2 separate regions of the Homo sapiens genome follow, and region 1 is linked to region 2. The links are chromatin loops, found by intact Hi-C in ENCODE. Cell type or tissue: mammary epithelial cell. All regions are shown on one strand. Links, peaks and the distances in the headings refer to the core of each region. The heading gives the core; the rest is flanking DNA. Region 1 has its middle 46 kb from the start of GTF2H5. Region 2 overlaps EZR (ezrin).

The links. Peaks named below come from ENCODE experiments on the same cell type or tissue, not always from the same donor. Only the 100,000 strongest peaks of a DNase experiment are listed, where the experiment ranks them.
Region 1: it touches region 2 in a loop (4-fold over the local background); 1 of 110 quality-filtered maps calls a loop at or near these places.

What each region holds. Positions count from the first base shown.
Region 1 is chr6:158,213,199-158,216,111 of GRCh38, forward strand. No RefSeq gene overlaps it. Among named protein-coding and RNA genes, the nearest start is that of GTF2H5, 46 kb to the left of the region's middle. In mammary epithelial cell, for the core only: a CTCF peak has its summit at 1,128 (motif pointing right); a DNase peak (open chromatin) is centred at 1,173.
Region 2 is chr6:158,783,077-158,785,989 of GRCh38, forward strand. EZR (ezrin) reads right to left here. Exons shown (of 14, transcript NM_001111077.2): 5 at 2,233-2,507; 6 at 1,568-1,651; 7 at 444-590. Among named protein-coding and RNA genes, the nearest start is that of MIR3918, 20 kb to the left of the region's middle. RefSeq lists an enhancer at 1,118-2,317. In mammary epithelial cell, for the core only: no CTCF peak of the experiment used is centred there; a DNase peak (open chromatin) is centred at 1,635; H3K27ac peaks cover 1,659 bases.

The DNA of each region.
Region 1 (2,913 bases), core at 93-2,592, 570 kb before region 2:
CGCCTGTAATCCCAGCACTTTAGGAGGCCGAGGTGGGCAGATCACGAGGTCAAGAAATCGAGACCATCCTAGCTAACATGGTGAAACCTTGTCTCTACTAAAAATACAAAAAATTAGCCGGGCGGTGGCGGGCGCCTGTAGTCCCAGCTACTCGGGAGGCTGAGGCAGGAGAATGGTGTGAACCCGGGAGGTGGAGCTTGCAGTGAGCCGAGATTGCACCACTGCACTCCAGCCTGGGCGACAGAGCAAGACTCTGCCTCAAAAAAAAAAAAAAAAATTATAGTGAGAAAGCAAAGCCAGATACAAAAGAATACATATTGTATAATTCATATGAAGTCGAGAAACAGACAAGAATAATTTATGGTGATGGAAATTAGAACTGTAGTGTTCAGAGGTGGGGGTGCAGGGAGAGGGGTGAGGTTTGATTGTAATAGAGCAACTTCCAAAATTGGTGGAAATAAACTATTTCTTATTGTGGGTGGTGTTTGCACACATGGATACATTTGTGAAACTCATTCAACTAAACACTTAAGTTTTGTTCATTTTATTATATGTTAATTATATCTCAATAACAACAACAAAAGCTACTTTAAAAGATCATCTTGACATCGTTGACTCTTAACACTTCAGAATGTGTTCAATACATATGGTGACATTTTTTGGTTACTCCAAGTTGTGACAGCATAACCTGTGATTAGGAGCACTGGAGTCTGGAGTCAGACTGCCTTGGCTCAAATTCTGAGTCTGTCATTTACCAGCTGTGTGACATTGGGCAAGTTTTTAAAATACTTCGTTTCTGTATCTCACTTTCTCACCTGTGAAACGAAGATTAGCAGTACCTCCTTTACATGGTTGTTGTAAGGATCAAGTGAATAGTTATATTTAAACACTTAGAATAGTACTAGGCAGGTCATAAGCCCTATGTAAATGTTAAGCCAAATCTCAATGTACAGATCAATTATAAGGTAAATGGAAGAGGTGATAAGCATTTTTTAAAAATCAGCAGTTAATGTGAAATCTTTTCCCTGCCACAAAGAAGGAATTTGTGGTGTAGTGAGTCTGCAACACTGTGTTACATGTATTAAAATTTTGAATCGTGATGCAGTCTGATATGACATGGTACTGAATGCGTTATTCCAGTAGGAGGAGCTCTCAGCAAGAGTTTAAAAGCACAGACACAGAGCCCAGCCCGCCTGCAGTCTCAGCTACTTGGGCGGCTAGAGTGGGAGGATAGCTTCAGCCCAGCAGTTCAAGGCTGTAGGGCACAATGAATAGCCACTGCTCCAGCCTGGGCAACATAGTGAGACTCTGTCTCAAAAAAACAAAACAAAACAAAACAAAACAAAACAAAAACATCGATAAGGTCCCTGGGGGAGCCAGACCTTCCATGTCTCTAGAATTTGTCCTTACTTAGCTCTCTGTGTCATGGTAGGGCAATAAGGAAATAAAATGCTGCTACAAACTATCTATCTATCTATCTATCTATCTATCTATCTATCTATCTATCTATCATCTATCTATCTATCTATCTTTTTCCCTTAGAAGCAGTACATTGGAATAAATGAATTTGTTTCAGATTTCAGACTTAATTTCCACTAGAGAAATAATGCATTCATGTTGTATTGGTAAAAAAAAAAAAAAAAGTATAAATTGCTGGGCCGGGCGTGGTGGCTCATGCCTCTAATCCCAGCACTTCGGGAGGCCGAGGAGGGCAGATCACCTGAAGTCAAGAGTTCGAGACCAGCCTGACCCACATGGAGAAACCCTGTCTCTAACTAAAAATACAAAATAAGCCGGGTGTGGTGGCGCATGCCTGTAATCCCAGTTACTTGGGAGGCTGAGGCAGGAAAATCGCTTGAACCGGGAGGTGGAGGTTGAACCCGGGAGCCAAGATCACGCCATTGCACTCCAGCCTGGGCAACAAGAGTGAAACTCCATCTCAAAAAAAAAAAAAAAAAGTATGAATTCCTAACTTATAAACTTCTATATTTGGAGGTTACAGTCTCTTTATATGTTTCTCTTCTATTTATTTTTATTTTTATTTTTATTTTTTTTTAGATGGAGTCTCAATCTGTCACCCAGGCTGGAGTCTCACTCTGTCACCCAGGCTGGAGTGCAGTGGCGCCATCTCGGCTCACTGCAACCTCCACCTCCCGGGTTCAAGTGATTCTCCTGCCTCAGCCTCCTGAGTAGCTGGGACTACAGGTGTGCACCACCACGCCCAGCTAATTTTTGTATTTTTAGTAGAGACAGGGTTTCAGCATGTTGGCCAGGATGGTCTCAATCTCTTGACCTCGTGATCTGCCCACCTTGGCCTCCCAAAGTGCTGAAATTACAGGCTTGAGCCACTGCACCCAGCCTCTCTTCTTTTTATGCCACCCATGTAAAAAAGTTTACGAGGCTTTCTTGGCCTCAGACTTCAAATTTACCCTTATGTTTCCATATAAAAAAGTCTATAAAGAACCTGTACAACTATATATATAGCTATAGTGTATATATATATGGTTATATAGAGTTTGTAGCAGCATTTTATTACATGGTATATATAAAAAGCTACACAGACACTCTGGAGATCCCCATTAGCAAAAATAATTTTAAATAATTTTAATCATTACAGGAAAAAGAGGATTCTGGACTAAAATTATTTTCCAAATAAACCACAATATCCTAACATGTGGACCACATATGTAGCTTGTTCCTGAATCTCATTGTACCATGCTGGCATCCCGAGCTTTTACATGTTTGTCATTTATTTCATAGTCGCCCTTGAAAAGCATGATTTAGGCCAGGCGCTGTGGCTCCCGCCTGTAATCCCAGCACTTTGGGAGGCTGAGGCGGACAGATCATGAGGTCAGGAGATTGAGACTATCCTGACTAACACGGTGAAACCCCATCTCTACTAAAAATACAAAA
Region 2 (2,913 bases), core at 276-2,775:
CAGGCTATTGTTTACAGCTTTTCAAGTCTCTCATCACACCATCAATATTCTTGGTTGGATTAGCACAAACCTCGAGCCAGGAGTCGAGCACTGGCTGGGCTGCCTGCGAAGTAGCTATGGATGGATGTGCTGGTACCTGCAGGCAGCTGGGGTGGAATCTCAGAGGCAGCGGGGAGGAGAGGCAGCCTCTGCTCTATTCTGCCTTCCTCTACCAGGACTGAGCCCACTATCGGCCCCGCCCACCATGAGAGAGGATAACCCACACCTCTGGACCACCCTTTGAGAGGGCCACAGCAGTCCAAAAGCCCTTTAAAAAGTTTCCTACTTTGGGATAGTAAGTTGCTAAATAAATACTTCAAAAATAACCCACAAATTTGCCATTTTGCCATTGTTTCCAGGCCCACCACCCTACCTACTGAAGATAACTGTGAACTTCAACTCACTTATCATCTTTCTCATAAATATTCAGTCCAAGGGCATCAACTCCAAGCCAAAGGTCTGTTCCTTTCTTGTTTTTTATCTCGAAATAGTTGATTCCATACATTTCCAGGTCCTGAGCAATCTTCAGGTATTCCAACATAGCATTATCTCTAATTGGGGAGAGTGAAACAGGCAGAGTCACTGGTAGCACTCAATATCTAGAACAGTAAAACCTTTCCAGTATTTTTAAATTAAGGCGCCTTGTGTAGGATGGGCTCAATGCTGTGTGCTGCGTGCAGGCAGGCAGGGGCCGGGCAGCCGACCGGTGAGGAGGGGACCCATACAGCCCAGAAGCTATGCCTGGGGTGGGGTCCGTGCTGCCCTGGAGCCTCACCACCAAACCCCACACTTTGAAGAAGAACTGATTCACACTGGTTTCTCTAACAGGTTTTTAAGTTTTATCACTCAGCACAATCCTCCTTTTTCTCTTGCCCACACATGTCTTCCCACAACCCTCCTCATAGGCTTTGAGTTGTTTTCCTTCCATAAAGGATGTTTGGGCCAGACAGGAAACCCTGAAGCACAAAATCTGAGGCTCAAACCTCAAACAAACTTCAGAGGCTGAAATAATGCAGACTCGCAAGACTAGGCCAGAGACAAGGCTCTAGGACGAGAACACCCAGAATCAGGTGGCTCGGCCATGTCTTACATTAACAGCCCCACGTCCAGGTTCTCTGACATCAGCATTTCTCACTTGGGATCCTTTTTCATTTATATACACTTTGTAAGACAAGTACCTTCATATAATGAGCAAACCAGCATCTCTTTGACAGAATAATGCTGATTGCAGGTGAACAATGCCCCTCTGACTAAGATGAAGTTTAGACACAACACTTTCTACAAAGGGAGGGTGTAAGCTTTTAGAACCTGAAGGCTTGAGCTAAACTGCTTCTTTCCCCAGGCAAGACACCTGGCTTTGTTTAAAAAAAACCTCTTCCCTAAGAAAACCCCACTTTTAACTCGGTTCCCTCAAGGTCTTCACAAGGCCTGACACAGAGCCCTTTAAAGCACTAACTAGAGTCACAGGAAAAGACATGCTGGAGCGCACGGAGATGGCAAGATCCCAACAGCAGGGCACAGCACTCACTTGAGCATCCCACGGTGTTCCGCATGCCACACCTGGATCCGGTCCTCCCACTGGTCCCTGGTAAGTTTGTGCTGGTCCATCACTCTGGAATGCAAAAGGAAACAGCACTGTCATCCTTAAGGAATGTGACAGGCAAGGAAGGAGGCCCACTTACCACCCACATTCAAACCCTTACTTTCCATTCAAATCAATCAATCCCAAAGAGCTTTGGTTTCTATTTCCTGATGTGCAGCATTTCTATTTATGACAGTTAATCTGGAAGACTTAGCATTTTGAACAAGAACTCAGTTCTGCTGGAAAAACTAAGAGGTATTTTAAGTGGCCTCTTCTTCCAAATGGGGTAATTTTTGTGACCATTACTAAATAAAAACAGATTTCACAGGGGCAACCTATCATACCCCAGGAGGAGCTGAGCAGTCAGGTCGAGAAGTTTGCTATGCCATGTCCCACAGGACACGGCCACGCTTTAGTTTCCATGAGGAATGGCAGCTCGCCTTCCCTGGCTATGTTTCAGGTCGCTGGTCAGTGACTTAATGACTAGCATGAAGGAGCACTTGACACTGGCGAAGTCCTTGTGTTTTTAAACTGTGCTTCTAAGGCAATCACTTCTCCCTGCCGAGGACGGCATGACTGCTCCTGCCCAGGCCGGGTCATCCTGTGCTCACCTTTGAGGGATCAGCCGCTCAGAGCTGAGGTACCCAGACTTGTGCACTTCTTTGTTGTAGTCCCCAAACTTGGCCTGCACAGCGTAGGACCCCAAGAGCACGGCAGTCTCAGGGGGGCAGTAGATCTCATCGCTAAGGATTCCTTCCTTCACTTGGAGGAAGAAAAGTTTCTGGGTGATGTCCTGGATGAGCTCCTCAGCCACATCTTCAGGGTAGAACTTGGCCCGGAACTTGAACTGGAGGGGATTCTCCTTCCTGACCTCCTGGGCAGACACCTGCACGAAACAAGCCACACTCTCCACACAAATCCGGAAGACGAAGGCCCACTGTCCCCAACACAGGCTTCTAACCAAGACTCAATGGGGCCCTCAAGCCAGTTTTCAGGAGATATTTATTCTTAAAGTCATCTTTTTAGCACTCCAGACAAAAAAAGGTTAGTCAAAAGTGCTACCACAGGCCAGACATGGTGGCTCATGCCTATAATCCCAGTGCTTTGGGAGGCCAAGGCAGGAGGATCACTTGAGCCCAGGAGTTTAAGACCAGCCTGGGCAACGTAGAAGAGATCCCATCTCTACAACATTTTTTAAAAAAAAGTTAGCTGGGGATGGTGATGCATGCTTATAGTCCCAGTTACTCAAGAAGCTGAGCAGGAGGAACCCTGGAGCTCAGGAGTTCGAGACT